2 separate regions of the Homo sapiens genome follow, and region 1 is linked to region 2. A link is a loop called in an ENCODE intact Hi-C map of the cell type or tissue named here. Cell type or tissue: ovary. All regions are shown on one strand. Each heading gives the region's core, and the rest is flanking DNA. Links, peaks and the distances in the headings are about the cores only. Region 1 overlaps LOC105371646 (a long non-coding RNA gene). Region 2 overlaps NMNAT2 (nicotinamide nucleotide adenylyltransferase 2).

The links. Hi-C counts contacts between places; a loop is a spot of excess contacts. Peaks named below come from ENCODE experiments on the same cell type or tissue, not always from the same donor. Only the 100,000 strongest peaks of a DNase experiment are listed, where the experiment ranks them.
Region 1: a loop joins it to region 2, with 8 times the contacts of the local background. A loop is called at or near these places in 2 of 110 quality-filtered maps.

Annotation. Positions count from the first base shown.
Region 1 is chr1:183,435,475-183,447,254 of GRCh38, forward strand. It overlaps LOC105371646 (a long non-coding RNA gene), which reads left to right. Exons shown (of 4, transcript XR_922351.2): 2 at 7,711-7,845. Among named protein-coding and RNA genes, the nearest start is that of NMNAT2, 23 kb to the left of the region's middle. RefSeq lists a silencer at 8,066-8,266. In ovary, for the core only: no CTCF peak of the experiment used is centred there; no DNase peak of the experiment used is centred there.
Region 2 is chr1:183,384,836-183,396,615 of GRCh38, forward strand. All of the region lies in intron 1 of NMNAT2 (nicotinamide nucleotide adenylyltransferase 2), which reads right to left. Among named protein-coding and RNA genes, the nearest start is that of NMNAT2, 28 kb to the right of the region's middle. In ovary, for the core only: no CTCF peak of the experiment used is centred there; no DNase peak of the experiment used is centred there; H3K27ac peaks cover 1,469 bases.

The DNA of each region.
Region 1 (11,780 bases), core at 1,590-9,589, 50 kb after region 2:
GATTACAAAGTTATTTAAGAAAGAAATTCCAGAATCAAAAAGAAGAGCGGTTGAGGTGCTTTTTTTCTAACTAAACTTGAGGGTTGCGTTTGAGACAGAAAGTGGAAAAGAGACTTTTTTTTTCTGAGTATTGTGGACACTGTTGGTTGCCAACTCTTCTTCCTTTTTAGGCTATCATTCCCAGCTCTCTTTAAAGCCAGTGTAACTATGTGACCCAGTTCTGGCCAATGATATATGAGGGGAAGTCTGCTGGGGTGGGAGGAGGAGTTTACTTCTGGGAATGACTTTTATTCCTGATCAAAACAGATGAGGGTTCAATGCAACTGTATGAAGATGTAATCTTGGAGCTGCAGCAGCAATTTTATTACCATGAGATAAACTTTGAAGACTCTGAGGGTGTCAGCATGGAGAAAATAATTGATCTTTAATGGCATTGTGGAGCCACTTCCCAACCCCAGAACCATCTATCGCCAGATATAGTGTTAATTGCTTAAGCCACTATTTGTCATGTGTTCTGTGACTTGCAGCTATATGTATCCTGGTGGATACAACAGACCTAGCAAAGGAAAGGATATATATATATTTTTTGGTCAACATCTCACTCTGTTTCCCAGGCTGGAGTACAGTGGTACAATCACAGATCACTACAGCCTTGAACTACTGGGCCCAGGTGATCATCCTGCATCAGCCTCTGGAGTAGCTGGGACTACAGGCACATGCCTCCACACCCAGCTACTTAAAAAAAAATTTTTTTTTGTGGGAGCTAAATGATGAGATCTTATGAACACAAAGAAGGAAACAACGGACACTGGGGTTTACTTGAGGGAGAGAGTGGGAGGAGGAAGAGAAGCAGAAAAGATAACTATTGGATACTGAGCTTAATACCTGGGTGATGTACCTATAAAAATATGTACAACAAACCTCTGTGACACCTGTTTATCTATGTTACAAACCTTCACATGTACCTCCAAACCTAAAATAAAAATTAAATTATTATTATTATTTTTTTTTAAGAGACAGGGGTCTCACTATGTTGTCTGGGCTGGTCGGTAACTCCTGGCCTTAAGTAATCCTCCCACCTTGGCCTCCCAAATCCCTGAGGTTGCATGAGCCACCACACCTGACCCAGAAAGCATTATTCAACCAGAGCCACCATTAGTCCATTTGGTGCTTCTATGTAACTTGGAAACTAGGTGCTTCGACACCTCCAGGTGTCGAGTCCCACCTACCCACTTTGCCAAGCACCCTTGTGCCATCACAGGTAACTGCATTGCTTCCTTACAAGTTTATGGAAGGTCTGCCTCTGCTCAAAGGACTCAGGTTGAGGCTGCCAATTCCAAAAGAGGAGGAGAGGGCAATGTGAGTTTCTTTTGCTTTCTGTCACATTGCAAGTGCATATATTGCATTGCTTATATATACTCTTGCAAAGTGAAAATATGCACTTGTAATGTGAAATGGACGTTATAGTGCAGATTATTTAATTATCTCATTCTTCTTCTCTGTTTGATCTACCAGCAGCACTTCATTTGTACACCTAGCATGACATCATTTAGCCTTCACTTGATGCATATAAGAAATTTACATATTAGGTTGGCCACAATGCATTAGCTGGTACTATGTCATTTTCATCATGTTTAACCAAAATTTCACGTTATTAAATAAAGTATTTTTATAAAAAAGTCTAATTAACATAAACACTATAAAAAACTAGTTTTGTCTGTGAAACTGGTAAAATTAATCCACAGGAGCACAGCGATACATGTAGGATAATAATGACTTTAAATTTAAGACATGCAAAGTTAACAGAAGTCTGACATAACATGCTTTCCCACTCATTAAATATTATATGCTGTTACTATGGGTATTCACTGATATACACTAAACTGGAAACAAACATGGTGACTAACACTGCATGACAAGATCCAGAATAATCTTATATTAGATGATCATAAAATATAAACATATACTTTAAAATTCTCCTTGAACTTTTAGATCCATTTGAAAACTTTAACATAATGTATTTAAAACATCTCAGCTAATACTATACTTTCAAGGATCATTTCTATAATTAATTGAAACATCTAGGTTGACAGCCTGAATAGACAAAGTAATAATCATAACTAGACCAGATATGACATAGATGTTAGAACTAGACAGGGAATATTATAATTATGATATTAATACTACTATATTAATATAATATATAAAGATCAAAGGAATAGAATACATAGCCCATAAATAAATGCACTCATATACAGTCAATTGATTTTTTTTGGTTGTTGAGACGGAGTCTGGCTCTGTCACCCAGGCTGGAGTGCAGTGGCGCAATCTCTGCTCACTGCAAGCTCTGCCTCCCAGGTTCACGCCATTCTCCTGCCTCAGCCTCCCGATTAGCTGGGAATACAGGCACCCGCCACCACACCTGGCTAATTTTTTTTTATTGTTTTATTTTTAGTAGAGATGGGGTTTCACCATGTTAGCCAGGATGGTCTTGATCTCCTGACCTCGTGATCCACCCACCTCGGCCTTCCAAAGTGCTGGGATTACAGGAGTGAGCCACCGCGCCCAGCCATCAGTTGATTTTTGACAAGATTCAAATTCAATTCAACAGAGAAAATACAGTGTTTTCAACAAATGGTACTGGAATAATTTGACATTGAAAGGAAGAGAAAGAAAAGAAAGGAAGGAAGGAAGGAAGGAAGGAAGGAAGGAAGGAAGGAAGGAAGGGGAAGGGGAAAGGGAAGGGAAAGGAAAAGGGAAAGGGAAGAAAAAGGAAAGGGAAGGAAAAAAGAAAAGGAAAAGAAAGAGGAAGGACCTTACACCTATGCAAAAACGAACTCAAAATGGATCATACACCTCAATGTAAAATGTAGAAATAAAAAACTTCTAGAAGAAAAACAGCATTTTGTATGATCTTGGGTTTGGTGATGAGTTTTTAGATATGAGACCAAAAGCACAATCCATAAAAGGAAAAATATGAAAACGGGACCCAACAAAATTAAAAACTTTGGCTTTTCCACCAAACATGCCCTCCCCCCCCCCCACACACAAAAATGCTGTTAGTAGAATAAAAATACAAGCTACAGAAAAAGTTCCAAATCTTATATCAATAAAGGACTTACAACCAAAATACAAAGAACTCATAACAAGAAAAACAAATAAAGCAATTTAATAATAAATTAAAGACAAAAAGAGATCTGAACAGATACTTTTCCAAAGAAGATACACAAGTGGCAAATAAGCATATGAAAAGATGCTCACAATAGTCATTGGAGAAACGCAAATGAAAACTGCAATAAGATACCTCAACATACCTATTAGAATGGCAACTTTTTAAAAAATGATAATTCAAAATGCTGGTTAAGACATGGTGCAACAAGCACTCTTGTTCATTCCTTGTGGTAATGCAAAATGGCAGAATGAGTTTGTCAGTTTCTTACAAAGTTAAACATACACTTATCATGTGGCCCAACAATACCACTCCTAGGTAATTATCAAAGTGAATTGAAAACTTGCATTTATAGAAACCTATAAATGAATATCTATAGCAGCTTTGTTCATAATTACCAAAAACTAGAAGTAACTGAGATATCCTCAAGAGGTAAGCAGATTAACATATTGTGGTATATCATGCAATGGAATACTACTCAGCAATAAAAAGAAATTAACTATTGATTCACACAACAACATAGATGAATCTTAAATAAATTTTTGCTAAGTGAAAGAAGCCAGACCTAAAAGATCACAACCTATTTTATTTTATTAACATGACATTCTGCAAAAGGCAAAGCTCTAGAGACAGATAACACAGATCAGTGGTTGCCATGTGTTGAGAAGAGGTTGACTGCGAAGGGATCACACAAGACAATTTTTAGGGTAATAGAACAGTTTTGCAAGATACTGTGGTGGTAGATTCATGACTCTATGCATTTGTCCACATTCACAAAAGGTACATTTATTCTAACTAAGGTATAATGTATTATAAACCTAAGTGAAATTTACTGTGTACATTTTTTTAAAAAATCAACCACGATGTGGGGAGATTCCAGGATGAAATGCAGACTGACAAATCTGTGTTACAATTATATGACATAACCTGACTAAAACGGTTGGGGAAAAAGGAGCTGACCTAAGTAACTTTGGAAATGTGTTTTAACTGGATACTGTAAAGCTAAAGCAAAATCAACTGTGCATAAATGCTTTTCTTTAATTGGTCATTATGTTTCAGGCAGGAGTATAAGTTAGCAGTTCTGAAACTACTTTACATGTATACTAAGGCTGAACAAATAAGTAAATAAATTGTAGTTAATGGAAGCCAGCTTTCTCACTGTCAGAGAAAAAAGTTACAAACAAGCAAGCAGAGAAGACTGAAATAAATCCTGTGGTTCTAAATAAAGTTGGCAATGACAATATGAATTCAATGTGTGTGTGTGTGTGTGTGTGTGTGTGTGTGTGTGTGTGTCCCATTTGAGACTCAGAGTTTAGGGTTTTTCTTGGGGGCTAGTGCTAAAAGGCATTCTCTGCCTGGAAACTGTCAAAATATCAGACTCTCTGAAGGAAGTGGTAATTCAGTGCCTCAAGGGCAAAACAGCCTTATCAATACAGGAGACTTTTCATGTTGGTTTGGGGAACTTTTCACAAGCCAGGTTCCCAGATGTCAGGAAAGAGTCAATCTTTAAGCAGCCTCTTCTAAGGATATCAGCCTTGGGTTTGCTTCTTTGTTGATTCTTTCCTGTATAGGGCATAACAAACAAGACACAGGAGCCAACCTGAAACCACCCCCAATAACCCAAAATTGGATTACAATCCAAACAAACTATATATATATATAGATAGATAGATAGATAGATAGATAAAATGTAATTTCATTCCATACAATAGTATGGAATGAGTACAAATAAGTAAATGAATAAACAAATAAATTAGGGGAAGAAGAGCAAACCTTCCTTAGAGAAGAATTCTAAATTATAAGTGTAGAAGGAATGAGGGACATTTAAAATCACCACTAGAGCACCTTAGTAATAACTGCTGCAGGTAAGATCCACTAAAATTTGTAGGTAAAACCTTAAGGAGAAGCAGCATATTTGTGTAGCCTCAAAGTATCTCATCAAAAAAATATTTATTAATTATTGTGGTAGCTTAAACATATGTCCACGAATTATTTGATAAACCTTCGTCTAGAAGGTGAAGCCTGATTCACTTCACAGGATTGGATAGTTGAGCTGGTAGGTGTAGGGCCTGCACAGTCAAATCAGGGGCATGTGTAGCTCACTTACTTTGAGTGTAGATTGGACTTACTGATTGTTTCGAATGAATAGAGAATGGAAAGGGAAAATGGTAACTTTACGGTGAAGAAACCTGGCAGGCACTACCTTAACCAAGTGATCACAGTTAACGTCATCAGTAAACAAGTTATATTGATCATGTACCCTCAATATGATGTGATGAGAGGACCACTCTACCTCCATGATATTGTTTTCCAAAAATCCATAATTCAGTCCAATCATGAGAAAACTTCAGAGAAAGCCCCATTCAGGGATATTCTATGAAATACTTGATGAGTGGTCTTCAAAATTGTCAAGGTCATGATAAAACAAGGCTGAGGAACAGATTGAGGGAGACTTAGACATGATGATTAAATGTGACACGGTCTCCTGCATTAGATCTCAGAACCAAAAAGGAAACATTGGTGAAATCTGAATGAAGTCTGCAGTTTAATTAACAGTATGGCACCAATAATTTCACAATTTCAATCACTGTACTGTGGTTATATAACATTAGCAGAAACTAGATGAAGGATGTCCATGAACTTTCTGCACTATATTTGCAACTTTTCTGTAAATCTGAGCTTATTTCAAAATAAATGTTTTTAAAAAGTACTTGCATTGGCACATACTAGCTAGTATCTCATGTTAGCTTCTCTTGGTTAATTCACTTGATAACGCAAGAGAATGATAGTGCTGGGAAATCTCTCTTGTTGCCTCTACTCCAAATAAAAAGTGTTTTTCTAAGGATAAGTGATTGTAGTGGCATTTATAATTGCTTTAGTCCATTCAGGCTGCTATAACAAAGTACCATAAACTTGGTGGCTTATAAGCAGCAGCAATTTTTCAAAGTTCTGGAGGCTGGGAAGTCCAAGATGAAGGCACCAGCAGATTCAATATCTGGTAAGGATCTGGTTCACAGGCACTTTCTCAGTGTGTCCTCACTTGATGAAGGGGGTGAGAGGTTTCTCTTCAGTCCCTTTTATAAGGGCACTAATCCCATTCATGAAGATCATGACCTAATCACTTCCCCAAAGGCCCCACTGTTACTGAGCAAAAGGGCTCACTACCCAAGGCACTAGACCCAAGGCACTAGAAGCCAATACTATGGCACCAGGTTTTTGAGAAAAGCTTTTATTGTGAGTCAGTCAACAAGGAGAGAAGAGTCCAGATCAAATCTGTCTCCCTGTGCTGGCTTTAAGGCAGTCATTTTATTAGAAAGGGTTTATGGGGTAGATTCTGGGATTAGTAGGTGATTGGTGGAAAGAAAGGGGAGGTCTGGAAAGTCCTCAGGCATGCACAATTATCTCTTCATGCTACCTCATGAATCACATTTGCAAATTTGGGGAACTTAGTAGGAAACATGGTGGAAATGAAAATTTTATCCTGCAAAGACTCCAGTTGACCATGCTGGTTCCAATCAATTTCAGCCTTTTTTTTTTTTTTCTTTTTTTAAATATCACAAGCAGAGGGAGTTTCAGCATTTCGGCAAGTTGTTTCTTTTCTTATCTGCTCTCATACAAGCTCAAGAATTTCTGTTATTCACTGGCTTCTTTAACTCTGTGGCACAATTTCACCTCCTAACAGTACCATCATCTTAAGAGTTAGGATTTCAATATATGAATTAGATAGGGACACAAATATTCAGACCATAACAATAAGCGTGGGAAATTTCTTTGCCCTTTAAATGAACAATATCATGATGAGAAGATACCAGGCTGACCCTTTTAAAAGTTAGTGCTTCTAACCAATGTCAGTTCTGAGTAGCTGAGGACACCGTGGTTTCATTGTCCTGTTAGTGGAGAGTGGTTTTCAGAGTGTCATCATGGCTGGAGAACCAGGTCTGGACACACGATCACTCAGGGGCAAGGTGAGTGAGCTACACATGCCCCTGATTTGACTGTGCAGGCCCTACACCTACCAGCTCAACTATCCAATCCTGTGTTTTGAGGCTGTTTGGAGGTATATGATCCAGGATGCCTGAATCAAACCAACACTAAAACCAGAAATACCTAAAAATGAGGCATTGTAAAAATGATGGCAAATATTGTTTCGGTCTATTTCAGCCTCGTTTCTGTTTTTTTTGTTTTTGTTTTTGTTTTTAATGCTTACCACTGGCCCTAAGCATTCTAGGTGCTAGTTACTTCAACAGTGGTCAAGTGAGAGGCTGGGGAAGGGTGGAGCGGCAACTTTGGAATATGGACTTGTAAAGCTGTTTTGTATTGTTACCTGTGCTTCATCCTATATTAAAATGTTTTTTTCTTTCATTGGAAAAGAGCTTTGTAGTTTTACCTTGGCTAAGCTCTTTCTTACTCAGCGGCTTTTGCAAAGCTACAGTGAAGTCATTTTTGCTTATTATTTGTGCTTCTACCTACTTCCAAAAAGAATCTAAGATGACTTATTCCCCAAACAATTGTGCTAACCTTAGGCCTTCATTCTCTTCCAGACCATCTGTTCCTCTTTACCATGAAGTCATAGTACTATATTTGTGACAGCACAATCATTTCCATGGCAACAGGATGTGGTCCTCATCACTGAATCCTGATTTCACTCTGACAAAGATCAAGCAGCAGGGGATTGGGTAGTATATTCCGACATTTTCTATTCTTTTTCAAGTTTAGCATCTCTCTGAAGAAATTCCTACTTTTGATTCTAAAATTTTATACTCAGCCTAGAAATATGTTTTTGCAGAGTTTACATACGAAGTATTTGCCCAGCAAATAATTAAACATGCAAGCCAAAAATAATTTTGTGTGATTTGAGAAAATTCACATAAATCTATACATACACACACTATGATATGTAAACTTGCTTGAAAGTGAGATGATTAGCAAATGCCATTCTGGTTTGTATAAAAGAAAAAAGAACAGCAAATCCATTTAAAAGACGAGAAACTTCTAAGCCTAAGAAATTTGCTTTGATGACTGTGATAAGCAGTGGAAGGGACCTGACCTAGTTCTTACTCAATGCTTTCCTTATCTTCTTCAGCACAAATAAGACACAAAAGGGCCTTCCCATGTGAGCTCAGACTATCTGACCAGGGAAAGATAGTTGGATAGCTTTATTAATATGAATGACCAATATTCCTATAATTCTGTCCATTTGCTTTGATTGCACACAGTTTAATTACACAGTCTTTGGAGAAATTCCTTAGAAAACTATTGCTATACTATGCAATTGAGTTAAAAGTATAAACTTTAAAAAGGGAAGTAGTTACTACAGCATCAGAAAAAAAAATACCTAATTGGTCCATTAATTTAGCAGCTTTACAGGACAGATGGCAAAGACTGTTATAATGAGGCTCTGCTAGACATATTACATAACATAATATATATCATATATATTGTATATAGCATGTTACATATGTGTAATGTCATATGTATTATATAAGATATATGTGTCAGAGAAAAAGAGTAACTTGTAAGACTTGATCATGTTCCCTTCTTCTGTTCTCCTCCAGCTTCCTTGTTGAGTCTAAGGGGTAAGTCGGGGAAAGAAATAGGGAGAAAAGTTGGTAAGGGACAGAAAGAAGAACTGAAGGAGAAGCTAAAGCAATTTACATTAAAAAGAAAAAAAAAGATAAGAATTACCTGCAGTGGAAAAGATCTGGAAGGAAGGGGAAAGGGACAGAGAAAGTAGGGAGGTGAGAGGTGAAGAGAGTGATTGAAATCTGAGCAGGAGCATTTGGACAGCAGCTGCTCTGCAGCGTGGGGCTTTGGGGAAATAGGAAAGAAGGATTTTGACTAAGTTCCATTGTTTGCGATGGGATGTGATTCATCACTTTGCTACTTCTTCAAGAGCCTTCAGTGAAAATAAATTATTTTTCAAAGCTCATTAAAGGTGGATTTGTGATTCTTTTGAATGAGACAAAATATTCGGATGGACTCTAAGGCTACAGAAAGCCTTATTCTGATTTTACAAATATATATGTAAGCAGCCTCTCTTGAGGAAAATAATAAGTGGTGCTATCATTGACTGCTATCTCTGACCCTCGGAGATTATGTTGACCAGAGCTGTCCCAGTCCCAAATAATGCAATATTTGCAGTAGGTACTGTCCAGAGATGGGTGGCCTTCCATGGTCTGGAGTTTCTAACTCTAACGAAACTTAATTTTAGCCTTAAAGGATTTAGGAACTTAGAAGAATCAAATGTGGAAGGGTAGAAAAAGACACAATGATTGCTTCAGAGAGCCCTAGTGCCAAGCCAGTTTTTGAGGCCTACAAGAAGGCAAAGGATAATTACAGAGAGCATCATGATACCTAAAGGACAGGCTTCACTGACAATTGTAGTATTAAGGCCTGCTTCAATCTCACATTGGTCTGAGTCTTATTACAGACTGTAGTTTCTTCAAAAAATGCAGAGCCTTTACTCACGCATAGGAGTATGGTAATAAGTGGGAAGGAAGTCCTTCTGTGAAGGTCATCATCACTTTTGATCTCATCATTATTTTCCTAGTGTGAACATCATAATAGAGGTTATGTAATGATTCAGGGGAGGGCAAGGTAAGACAAGGTGAAAATGATCATCAGGATAGAAATGGGAGGCCAGGGCAAGAGTAGGAAGGCTCAGCGATTCCCAAGTGTCCCACCTAACATTAGTGCATGAGATGCACGGTGATAAAAAAGAGTTCTGTGAGAAGACAATTTTGGGCACAGTGTATAATTGTTTTTCCCTTGGAAAAATACCCACTTGCATGCTATAGGCTCTGAGAAGTTCCAACAAGAAAAAAATTTCTGCTTAAACTACTGTTGCCCAAAATTATTTGATCATAAAACACATTTTAGCAACAACTATTAACATTCCAAGAGACTGGTATTATTCAGAACATACATTGGCTAATATTGGGGCAGATGATGTATCTAAAATCACCTCATAACAGGTTATATTACTGTGATAGCTTTAAAAAATACTGAAGGGCACTGGCCTACTGTCAACCTGTATTCAATTACTGTGACTTTTGGCCTTCCTATAATTTTGGTGTAGGACTTCACCCTACTATACAATCATGGCTTGCTTCATAAAAACTGGGTAGGGTTTGTATGTAACACTCTACAAAGCTTCATCCCTTCCTTCAGTGCTCCCAAATGCTCATTACCTTCATGATGCCTGTTACTACCCAGAAACTCTCATTTGGTAAATCTCCAGGACGTAAACTTTTCTCTGCAGGACTGCATGCATCAGTGTCTTTAAACTCCCTCCCACCAAACCAATCTTATTTTTCAAGAAACAGCTTTCTGCTAGGGAACCAACAAAAATATCCATCCTAATGTCTCCAGGTTAGCCAGGTTACATATTTGCAGCCTGACAGGGACTTCCTGAAAATGTAATGCCTTTATCCTAAAATAAAAATAAAAGAAGTTCCATGGGTAGGGATTTCCAGAACTGGGACAAGTTAACAAAAGGAAATGTTTTGAGTTAGATGGGCCTTTAATGATCCACAGATAATATCCCTTGAGAAGTTGCCTGTTCTCTTTAAAAGAAGGGGACTCAGTCAGCAGGGTGATGCTCTCTTTGAAGGAACCACGCTTGACTGTGTGATATATTTCTTTTAAAAAATACAAGAATCACTGGCACAGAGTCTCATAAGTGTGTGTAGGGGAGGTATCTACATTTAATTAATAAATAGTGTCTCTGCTTGGGTGTGGACTTTAAACTTTTTTTTGTTTATTTTTGAATAGGTAACACACTCATGTATACAAAATCAAAAGGCATATCGTGAAAAGTGAGTTTCTCTTTTTTCTCAGTGATTCTGTTTTCCTCCGCAGAGGCAACCACTATTACCAATTTCTTAAATTTCCTTCCATGGACATTCTATATATAAAAATGTATATATGTATTTTTAAACATATATAATTTTTCTTTTTTTACACAGATGGTAGCGTAATATACATACTACTCTCTATTTTACTTTATCTTTTCATTTATCAAGATATCTTAGCTACCTCTCCATATGGAGAGCTAGTGACGTGGCTATTTTAACAGCTGAGTGTTGTTCACTGAATGCCTGTGCCATTTTGTTTTGCCATTCTATTGAGGGATATATATGTTGTTGCCAATCTTTTGTATTATTAACAATATTGCATTGAACAGACTCACTGGATAAATACCTAGACATGGAATATGTGTCAATATGTATGTGCATTTTTACTTTTGAAAGATATTTCCAACTTTCTCTCCATCCCTTACACATCCATCAACTATTTATGACTGACTACTTCCTCAAACTTTCATCAAAACAATATCTTATCAAATGTTTTAATCTTTTACAGTTTGATAGGTGAAAATTATATGTGTGTGTGTGTGTGTGTGTGTGTGTGTGTGTGTGTTTATAATGCAGGAACCAAAGAGAGAAGTTGCAACTCAGGTAAGTAGAGTGGTGCTGAATTAAAATAATAAGTTTACCTTAGATAAAAAGTAATTTGAGATTTAAGTAGGTTACTTCAAAAAATTAAAGACGGCCAGGCACGGTGGCTCACGCCTGTAATCCCAGCACTTTGGGAGGCCCAGGCAGGTGGA
Region 2 (11,780 bases), core at 2,404-10,403:
GTATAACTGAGTAGAGTGCTGGGCAGGATATTGTATATATACTATGACCAAGACCATTACCAAATATGGAATAGGATTGGGTGTGGTGGCTCACATCTGTAGTCCCAGTGTTTTGGGAGTCCAGGGGTGGGGTGGGAGTTGCTTGAGGTCAATAGTTTGAGACTGGCCTAAGCAACTTAGTGAGACCCTGTCTCTACAAAAAATAAAAATAAAAAATAAAAAAAATTAAAAATTAAAAAAAAATTAACTGACACAACTTGGGAGGCTCAGGCAGGATGATCACTTGAGCCCAGGTGTTTCAGGTTGCAGTGAGCTATGATTGAGCCACTGTACTCCAATCTGGGTAACAGAGTGAGACTCTGTCTCTAAAAAAAACAACAAAATATGGAATAGATGCAACAAAAACATTGGCAAAATGAACATCCACAGGTATATACGTGTGCCTGCCTGTTTAGAAAATGTGAGCTATTTGACAATGGCTGAAGTTAGCTAAAGCAATAGCCTAAAACCCACAGACACCAGAAATTTCTGGAAAAATATTCACCAGCTATCTAACAATCTAAAAATACACCTATACACCTAAATACACCTATGGAAGATAATCTTGAAAGACAGCAGGCACAGGTCTAATTGAGATAAAACAAAACCAAAGCAGATTACCAGTCTGTAGACCTGCTGAACTTGCATATATTCTGTGACAGGGGTGTGGCCTGGCACCATCACAAAACCAAAGCCATGTGATATAAACAGACAGAGCCTGGAATTTTTTTTTTTTTTCCAGAAAATCCTCCACATTTAAACTATAGGCATTGCCTGTCCTCACTTCATCACCTCACATATGAGATTTGGCCACCCATACATTTAGGCAACAGATGGCAACTATCTGAATGTGTGTACATAGCTGGAATCAACAAACATTAAAATCTGCATATGGCATCATTTGAAATTTGCACCAACTCTCTAAGATATTGGAATGATTCTCTGTCATATGAGGAAATGTGACCCTTATTTGATCGTTCCTCTCTCAGACCAAGACACAGTGCCTGTCCTCAGGATGCCACGTGTCTATTTAGAAAGACAGACAGGCAAGTCGGTGCCTATGAGTCACTGATGAGGGCCCGAGGGGATGAGGCCTGGATGCTGACAGCATAGAAGGGAACTGGGCCACAATGTCAGGGAAGCTCCAGAGAAGAGACATAAAAACTGAGACCGGACGCTACTTGGGAGGACTGTGCTAGGGGACTTAAAAATTTGTTGTGTTTGTTTTTGTTTTTTTAACTCTACTACAGCATAGTATTTAAATATATTTTGTTACCGGAAGGACTATCTTGTAAACAAAAATTATATCCACTTCGAGAAGATTAAAAGTCATGGAAGATCTGTGAACAAAGGTATCACAAGATACCTTTGAGAGATTTAGAAAGCCATATATATCCAAATATAAGGTAAGGTGTCCCCCACCAAAAAAAATCCCTCAGGAAAGACAGAGTTATCTCATGTATAAATCTTTACAAAGTTTCCAATATCTTGAGGTGCCCTTTCAATTACCTTATTTTGAATAGCAATGTACCATTTGGGGGAAGTTATATTCACCTAAAACAAATGCTATTTATGCTAAGTTTGAGTGTTTATAGAAAACATCTTATGAAACTGATAAAAAGCAAAAGCAAAGAAATTTAACACAAACATAATAATTATTTTTGGAGAAATAACCTCACAATAGCAAGGGCTCGTCATTTTATATGAATTTTTAAAAAGATCACTTTTAAAAAGCAAAATAATTGGTTTGGATATTATTTTTTCATAGTTGAGGTCATACTATCTTTCTATAGTTATGTATTCTGCCTTTTTCACTTGACATTCTTGTGTCAACATTTTGCACAAAATAAAAAATTATTTAACAATTACAAAAGCAGTATAATATATAGTTATGTTGTGGAGCTCATGGATCGCTAGTTATAGGATAAATGAAAAAAATCAAAACTGTTCTTACATTATACAAATGGACACATAGTTAGGACACTTAGAGTAATGATAAAATTTTATTATACAGAGATGCAAGAAGTACTTTATATCAAACAACTTAGTTAAATGCGAAGATGTTTTGCTCTGGAAAACTATTAAAAAATGTTTTGATGATTCAAAAATTCAGTTTAATGACAACAGAGAAATTGATGTTGAAAATGCCTGTGATTAGTTTGAAGAAATTGTTTGATAAAATGTGCATGAAGAAAAGCAATAATAATATCATACATAAATAATGTATTAGTTTATATTTATAAATTAATAATATATAGAGTATAATTCTAAATCTGTATAAGTAGTTATATTCATGAATTAAATGTTATTTTGAAATTTCATCTACAGCTCTTAGTTTATATTTCTGTGATGGAAGATCCCTGTGTTTTTTTTTTTTGCCTGTTCTTATCGAGAAAATATTAATGACCCTTGATTTGGAATATATAATTAATTCATTGCCCAATCCCTGTAGAGCACCTAATGGATAGATAAGACTAGTAAGAAAAAAATAATTGAAGAATTCAGAAAATTACGGTAGTTTTGGGCCATTTACCATTGAGGTAAACAGCTCTTACAGCCACACATCTACTTTATAGCAGAGAACAAATCTGGATCCTTAAAAATCCACAATAGTTTTCAATTTGCCTACAAGGTCTAACACCAATAATCTTAACATTCACATGCCTCCACAATTTGTCAACTAATCTACTATGTTTCCACATCTATCTCTTGGTCTTAACCTGGTGCGTTCAATGTTGAGGCAAATCAAACCAAACAACATTTCAGTGCTGGCCCCAAATGCCCAGCTTCTGTCTTTTTGCTCATGGTATTCTCTCTGATGAAATGGCTTTCCCCTCCTCTTCCCCACCAAATGTTTGCATCCTCCCCATCTCCAGGGTCCATCTCAAATACCACTTCATTGGTGTTTTCATATGTCTCACGTAGAGGTAAATCTCTTTTTTGTAATCCCAAATCTGAAGTGCCGAAGGCTCAACACTGGTGGCCTTCCTGTTTGATTGGGAGTCAGGAGGTAGATTCTCAGTCGGGTGGTCTTAAGGTACTAGTGAGTGAGGTCAGTCCAAATAGTAATAACAAACCCTTAGAGAACACCAGAATAATGTTAATAATAGCTAACTCTAACTTGAAATTTGCTATGTGCCAGGCACTCTTCTAATTATATAAATTAATTCATTTGATCTTCACAGGAAACTCACAAAGCAGGTACAATGATATCTGCAGTTTAATAGATAAAGAAACTACAGCCCAGGATCAGTAACTTACCCAAAGTGGTCCAGCTACAAGTGACTGAGCTGAGAAACCATGGACCTAACCATTAGGCTCTCCTACCTTAGCGAGGACTACTAGAGAAAAGATGAGCCATGAGCAGGAAGACAGCCTGGTAAACTGAAGAATATGGAGGCGCACACATTTATTTGGGGAAAAAAAGGTGAAACCTTAAGCAGGCAGGGATGTAGCAAACTGGGGGCAGAGTGGGGCCCTTCTAGGGCTTTCTTCTCACTCTGGGCCAATTTCAGGGTCCTAAAGAAAAACACCTCTGCCAAATGCATTGGAAGGTTCATGGCATTGTAGGTAACTCATCACTTCTAAAATTACTAATAAACTTGTCACATCTCCCTTATTAACCATATGGTCCTTGAAGACCTATGTTCAGTTCACCTGCTACAATATCTAGAATTCGATGTTGCACCTTGTAATTAATCAATAAAAAACTGTTAAATGTTTGCAACCACTAGTCCTCAGTTCAATTATCTGTCTTTAATAAAGAAGACTCCTGTCAAAGTTATTTAAGGACATTCTACTCCAACACTTTTAAAATAATTCTCCATTATATTTTTCTTCATAGCATTTCTTTGTTTTCTTATTGTCAGTCTCCCCCAGCTATAAACTACATAAAGGCAGAGACTTCATTCTTGTTTATCGATGTATTTCTGGTGCCCTAGAACAATGCCTGGCACACAAAAATAACTCAGTAAATATTCATGAGTTCTTGAAAAAGAATGGGCTTTGAAGATCCTCACCAGACCCTTGTGGGCAGCCTTTGTTCTTGCCAGCCAACCTTGAGTAAGTATACCAACGTGATTCCATTACCCTCAAAGCAAACACACGTCATGGAGCACAAGGAAAAGAAAGGGTTTCACTGGTGATTTCAGGAGGGAGTTAGGGAATGGAGGAGAGCGTCAGCCTTACGCAGAGCACAGCACTTTGCTCTTCCCTAAATCTTCATCAGGTATCTCTGTCCCCAGCCAGCTCCTCGCCTGCCAGCTGGCCATCCCTTCACCCTCTCACAGTATCACCCCTCCAGCACTGCAGGTCCCCAGCTAACATTCTTCCTGAATCTCTATATCCCCCTTATTATTCTGCTGAGTAATATAGAGTCTCTAGTTTACCTTCTCACACTTGTCATCTCTGTTGAGCAAAGAACACATTCCTTTGGGATCCATCCTCCAGGAGGAAGCATGGAAATTAAAAATAATATTCTCTTTCAAAAATATTTTTATTTGTTTTGTCACATACCAAGAATTGAATTTGAATCCAAGCTTTACTATTTTGTAGTTGCCTTATCTCAGTCAAATTACATAACCTCTCGCCACCTAGGTCTTCTCATCTTATAAATGTGGGGATAAAACCAACTTGACAGGGCTGTTTTGAGAATTAAATGGGACAAAACAGGCAAAAGCACCTTGTGCAAAGTAGGTATTAAAGAGGTTAGATTAGCAGGGCAGGGGGGCACATGCCTGTAGTCCCAGCTACTTGGGAGGCTGAGGTGGGAGGATTGCTTGAGCCCTGGAGGTTGAGACTGCAGTGAGCTGAGATCATGCCATTGCACTCCAGCCTGGGCAACAGAGCAAGACCCTGTCAAAAAAGAAAGAAAGAAAGAAAGAAAGAAAGAAAGAAAGAAAGAAAGAAAGAAAGAAAGAAAGAAAGAAAGAAAGAAAGAAAGAAAGAAAGAAAGAAAGAAAGAAAGAAAGGAAAAAAGAGAAAGAAAGAAAGAAAGAAGGGAGGGAGGGAGGGAGGGAGGGAGGGAAGGAAGGAAGGAAGGAAAGAAAGAAAATACGTTAGTTCTCTCTTTGTCCTTAAAGTAAACTCTTAACTATCTAAAAGGACCCATGCACCAAAGCTTTTACAGGATAGTGCAATAGAAGCTCATCACGATATAGAACATTGTTTCTGTGGTGCCAGGGGTTTGGAAGGCATTAACTACACAGGGCATTAACTACACTACTGTGGGCAGCAGTGGTACGGGAAGGTGGGGAACATTGCTGTTTTCTCTGTGTGTTTACAAATCAGAAATTACTGAATAGGGTGAGCCGCATGAACATCAATGTTAAAACGGCTACTCAAAAATGCCCATGGTACCAGTCAGCCTTGGAAAATGAGATACACAGATCTTAATGAATTAAGTGCTCACTTAGTGCTTACAGTGAGGAAATGTCAACAGTCAAAGTTACCTTCACACCCTAATCTTGTCTCCATGCCCTCAGTCCTCAGTTTCCTTATTATAACGGAGCTGAGCCTGAGAAAGCATCCCATCTTGTCTTCATCAGCACTTTGTTTAACGCCGGGTATGCTATCACCACACATTATGATTTCTAGGAGAGTACATCATAATTGTCTCACATATACTTGTTGGCTGCTTGATTCTGATGGTAGTTATACAAATTATACTTAAAACCCAAATTGAAGACTCTTGGCTGCTGTTTACAAGGTAGTGATTTAAGAGAGCACTTAAAATTGAAAAAACACAAAATAACTCATGCTTCGGATGCCTGGTGAGATAAACCAAAGTAGTTTTTGCTGGGGAGAAATGTAAAGGATAGCACATTTGTCTAAAATGAAAGAAACAAGTAATTCCTCTTTCAGGCCAGAACGGACTCCCTAACTAATGATGTGATGGTGAAATTCAACCATGTGATGCTGCATGCATTTGGAACATTTTGAAGGTCAGCTTGGGTCAGAGCAAAACCTATTATTTTCTTTCTATGAAGTCAATTTCTGAAAATATCATGACAGTTCTGATAGCCTCCACAGCCTGAAATCATTTGGGGTGATGCACGTGAGTTTCAGGCAAAACTTATGCCTAAAAATTAACACAAGTTTCAGGCAAAACTTATGCCTAAAAATTAACACAAACCTGACCAAGAAGTTTTGAAGGAGGGATAGGGCCACCTGGTATTTTGCAGCATCAATGAGCATAGAAGAGTTCCCTCACTGGAACTAATGCCAAAGGCCTTGGAGAAATGCCTCCACACCACATCACTTAGGCTCTGTCTCTGCTTCTTTTGCCTGCTTCTTCTCTCTTCAAATCCCATTGCTTCCTCCCATCCTCATCCTCACTCTGCAAGGATGACCTTTCTCTCTATTTCACTCAGGAAACAGAAGCTCTCAGAAGGGAATTTCTCCATGTTCCCACCACTTCTATCCACCTACCTGTCTGTAACTCTGTATTCTCTACTCTTCTACATATAGATGAATTGTTGGTGCTTCTAGGCAAGGCCAACTCCTCCATTTTGGCTTGACCCAATACCTATAACCTACTCTAATGTGCTTGGACATTCTTTCGAGATTTCTCCCTTCTCAGCCTTGCCCCATCCGTTCTTCCATATCTTTTGGATGATTCCCATCTGCATAAAAGCATGCTGTTATTTCTCTCATCTTAAAAAAAAATAAGCAAAAAACAAAGACCTTTTCTTGACCTGTATCTTCCAGCCATACCCTGTCTCTGCTCCTCTTTAGAAAAATACTCCTCAAAAGAATGTTTAAATAGGTGCTCTCCATTACACTCCTTTTACTTTCTGACACTCACTCCAGTCCAGCTTCTGCCCCCTTCATTCCAGCAAATCTGCTCGTGTCAAAGCCTTCAAAGTGGGCTTCCACTTCAGTTCACTCCAACAATCACTTCTCTGTGCTCACCTTACTTGTCCTCTCAGAAATGTCTGACATGATTGATCGTGCCCCCTAAACACTGATGGCATTTGACTTCCAGGGCATCACTGTCTCCTGATTTTCCTCTGTCTCCCTGGCTGCTCTTTCACTGTTAGCATTGCTGCCTCTTCCCCATCTCCCCAATCCCCAAACATGGCAGTGCCCCAGGATTCAGTCCTTGACCTCTTCTCCAATGCATTCACTCCCTTGGTATTCTCAGCCAGTCCCATGGCTTTAAATACCAACTCTATGCTGATGCCTCCTGACTTTATTTACTATTTATATATTTTTATTTTTGGCTCAGGCTGAACTATGCTTACTCAACATCTCCACTTGAATGTCTAATCATCCTTTCAGAAGCAACATGTCCAAGACCGAGCTCCTGACATTTCCTCCCAAACCTGCTCTTCCCACAGATACCCCACACCAATAAATGGAAACTCCATTCTTCCAAGGGTTCAGGCCAAAAGCCTTGGCTCATTCTTAATTCCTTTTTCTCTCTCACCAAAGCCAATTCAACAGCAAATCCACCTACAAAATATATCTGATACCCTATCACTTTTACCCTCTACCTCCCTGGTTCAAACCACCATCACCTCTCCTATAGATTACACGCAGTAACTTCCTAACTAGTTCCCCTGTTGCTATTCTCAACCCCTATGGTTCTCATCAGTGCAGCTAGAACAAATATAATGAAAGCCAAATCATGTAACACTTTTCTTCAAGACCTTCAAATGGCTCCCTTTCTCCATTGGAGTAAAAGCCCAAGTCCTCACAATGTTACATAAGGCCCTACACAACCTGGGCATCCACTATGTCTCTAATCCCATCTACCACCCCCTCTCTCTTCCTCCGCTCCAAACATACTAGCCTTGTTGGCTTCTTGGACATGTGAGGGAAGCGCTCAGCTTCAGGACTTTGCAACTGCTATTCCCTTTGCTGGGAATGCTTTCCCAGAAGCATTCTTCATATGGCTAAATCCTTCATCTCCTTCAAGTCCTTGCTCAGGAGTCACCTCAATGTGATTCCCCCAATCACCTTTTGCAATTGCAATCCCCCAACCCCATACTCACTAGTCCTCTATCCATTTTATTTCTTTTTTAATTCCTGATACTTGTAACCCTAACATACTACATCATTTCCTTATTTATTTAGTTGATTGTCTTTCTGCCTCCTCTAGACTGTAAACACATAAGGGCAAGGATTCTGTTTTGTTCTCTGTGACTGTCTTAACATAGTAGGCACTCAAATGGTGGTGGTGTCGGTGAGCAAACTCACAGAGAGCATCTCTGGAGATCACATGATCCCTAGCTGCTCCAGGAATTAATTCACCTCGAGTGGAAGATAAATTCCTTCTCAGACTAAATACACTTTCACTTTATCAAGATTATATAACTTCAGTTGTCATCATCATCATAACTCATGTTTATATATCATAGTTTTCCAGCTTACAAAATTCTTTCTCTTATACAGTCATATTTCAACCTCAGGACAACCCTGTGAGTTAAATAGGGCAGATGGTGCCAATCCCATTTTACAGATGAGGATGCTAAGCCTCAGAATGGTTAAACGCCCAGCTTCAAGGTCACCCAGATGATGAGTGCAAACTTGGGATGAACCTTGGAGTAAATCCTAAGTCCCCTCACTCAAGGACCATGGCTGCTACACAGTTGGCTTTAAAAAAAAAAAACAGCTTGCTGTTCTCTGGAGTGCTTGAGTGAATACTGACAGAATCTGGAAACTTCACTATCCTAATTTGGCTATTTATTTATTTAGAGACGGAATCTTACTCTGTCACCCTGGCTGGAGCGCAGTGGCATGATCCTGGCTTACCGCAACCTCTGCCTCCCGGGTTCAAGCGATTCGCCTGCCTCAGCCTCCCGAGTAGCTGGGATTATAGGCACACACCACCACGCCCGGCTAATTTTTGTATTTTTGGTAAAGACGGAGTTTCACCATGTTGGCCAGGCTGGTCTCGAACTCCTGACCTCAGGTAATCCTCCCGCCTCGGCCTTCCAAAGTGCTGGGATTACATGCGTGAGCCACTGCTCAGGGCCTTGGCTCTTGATTTATTCAAAAAAACATTAACTGAGTGCTTCCCAGATTCAACATTGTTCTCTAAATGGGATACAGTTCAGGACAACACAAACTGGGACAGCTTATGCTCTCATGGACTTTATATTCTCAGAGAAGAGATGGACAATAAACAAATAAATGAATCACCTAAAATAAGTCAGAGGATGATAGTGCTATGAAGGGAAAAGAGATAGAGGTTGATGAGAAGCATAGCAAGTGAGCTATGTTTGAGATGCCCACTAATAACTTATTAACATGTTACCCACAAATTTTCAACTGGTAACAGAATGGACAGTGCCTCTACTTGCTGGCTGGTGATGCTACAAATTGTATTATTATGCATTTGGGTATCAAAGATGTTCAAGATTCTGTCTAGGTGTCAGGAAATGGGGGTGATAATAAAGCAAAACAAAGCAGAGCCTAGTCAAGAGTTTCAGAAGATAGTGCTAAGACAAACACTAAGTTGTAAGAGCACAGATTTTATTCATGACAGAAGAGCTTTCTAATAAATGAAGCTGCCCAACAGTGAAACAGTCTGGAAATGAGCACCTTGTCATCGAAAGTATCCAATAAGCAAATTAATGACTTCTTTTCCAACTGCAAATTTGATTATTTTCTATTCTGTAGAGCCTCTCTCTACTCTAAGTCTCCATTATTTTCAGTGAAAGGCTTTGTGAGGGTGAGAAAAGACAATGGGGTAGGACAGGAGCAAAAATCTGGCTGAAAACCATGGTTCTTTTGCCAGCACTCATACAGGATGAGAGCCACCTGACTGTCAGCCCCAGATCCTTCCAGCAGTGGCTAAAGTTGCCTCTTCTACAGCGAGATTAGGGGCATAGCCTCCTCTAGCCTTCCACTGCAGAACCCACCAGGGGCTCACATCTCAATGAGGTCCTCTGCCCAGCAGGAACAGGCAGATGTCTTCGCAAGTCACTCCATTCTCACTGACAGTGAAGCCACCAGTGGTTACAAAAAAGAGAGGAGCAAACTGTCCTTGGCAGGAGGCAGCTCCTCTAGTGATTTCTGGATGCTCATTGACAATGTCCACATGTCTGCAGGCCTCTCAGAGATCCAGCCAGCCCACAATATCCCCGGATGGCAGTTACCCACCCTTCTTTGCCGTTCAGCCATTCTCCCAGCCCTTCACTACCATGGGCAACCAGGTATTCAGGGGTGACTGCATACTGGCCCAGGAAAGATATCATGAGACAGACACTGGCAACAACTGATAATATTGCTCCCATTTATCCATCACTTACTCTGGACTAGACAATGTGCTAAAAACTCCATATGTGAAAGGATAGGCTATAACCTTACATATATATGCAGGGGCATGCTTGCAGAACTACATCTGACCAGAGTTTAACTAGCAGTGGTGGATTTTGCTTGTTGAGCAGGGCAGGCCAGCCTCTATCACCTTTTCTACCACTCTAAATCACTTGATGTGCAGCCACATCAAGGGATTTAGAGTGGTAGAAAATGTGATAGAGGTGGGTCAAGGAAGATAAGTCGGGGGCAGGGGAAGCCAGGGCATTTTGTAGGAAGGACATGGCCAAGAGGAGTTTCAGGAGGAAGAGAGATAAACCTGCTTCCAATAAGAGAAGAACAAAATTTCCTCTCCCTAGAGTTGAGTGGGATATTTGGAAATGGTGGGTGATGTACACTATAACATCTGCCATCTCTTTGTAAAATGTTTACTGAAATTTACATCACTTGTCAGTAAGTAGGGACTGGAGCCATGATTTTGCAGGGGGTGAAATGAAGCACTGGGACCCAAGGTGAGAATCAAGAGGTCCAAGGAGGTGCCTTACCATATGGTCACATTATTTCATTTAATTCTTACAACAGTCCAATAAAGGAGGTGTTACACTTTTTACAGTGTATTGGGAGAGGGGAGGTTATTGAATAATAATCTGTAGGCATTTCTGCCAACTGCAATGTAAAAGAAGGGGGGAATTTCATATTTGTATCTGTCTATTCTGATCCTGTACCTTTAGCATAAAGGTGAGTGTGGCTTCTTCGCAATGTTCATCCTCATCACCCAGGACCCTTCTAGATTTGGTCCCAGACTTCTCCTATTTCCCAGCAGTGACTCCTAGTTTGCTGTTGACCCCTTCCTTTTGCTCCTCTCACTGTCCTCTGGCTTTGTCCATGGGTCTCTTTGGTGGCCTGCAGAGTCCTCTGGCCCTACCACACTTGGATGCCTTGAGCAAGATTCCCAGAGCAGTGCCAGCCTTTCTGCAAACAAACCCTGGCACTAGTTTACTTGGTAGACATAAGTGCCAGAGGAGGCTATCTTCTGTCTCTGAATTGTCACAGCCCCTAACACAATGCTGAGGGTTCCTTTATTATAGTAGGTAGTTAGGCATGAGCAGGGCAGGAGAGGTCTCCCCTGCCCTACCAGGAATGTCAGGCAACAATCAGGTGATGGTCAGGCGGTTGTTAACTGTCTCTCTAAAATAATAATTGGTTGCAGCCAGCACCAGGGAAAGGCAGTCTCCCAGTAGACAGAAAACACCTGAAGGTGGTGATCAGCAGCTTCCCAATAAGACCTCAGGAGTTGGGCGAGTGGGCTCAAGCATGTGCACTAAGAGGCAAAATGGTGGAGTTTAACTGGTATATGACCTCCTTGGGACATTTGACTGGTAAGGGAAGAACGCCTCAAGTTAGCGTGTATATAACTCCAGTAAGCACACTGCACATGCTCCCCTCCCAAATGCTAGTCAGGCCACTGCACATAC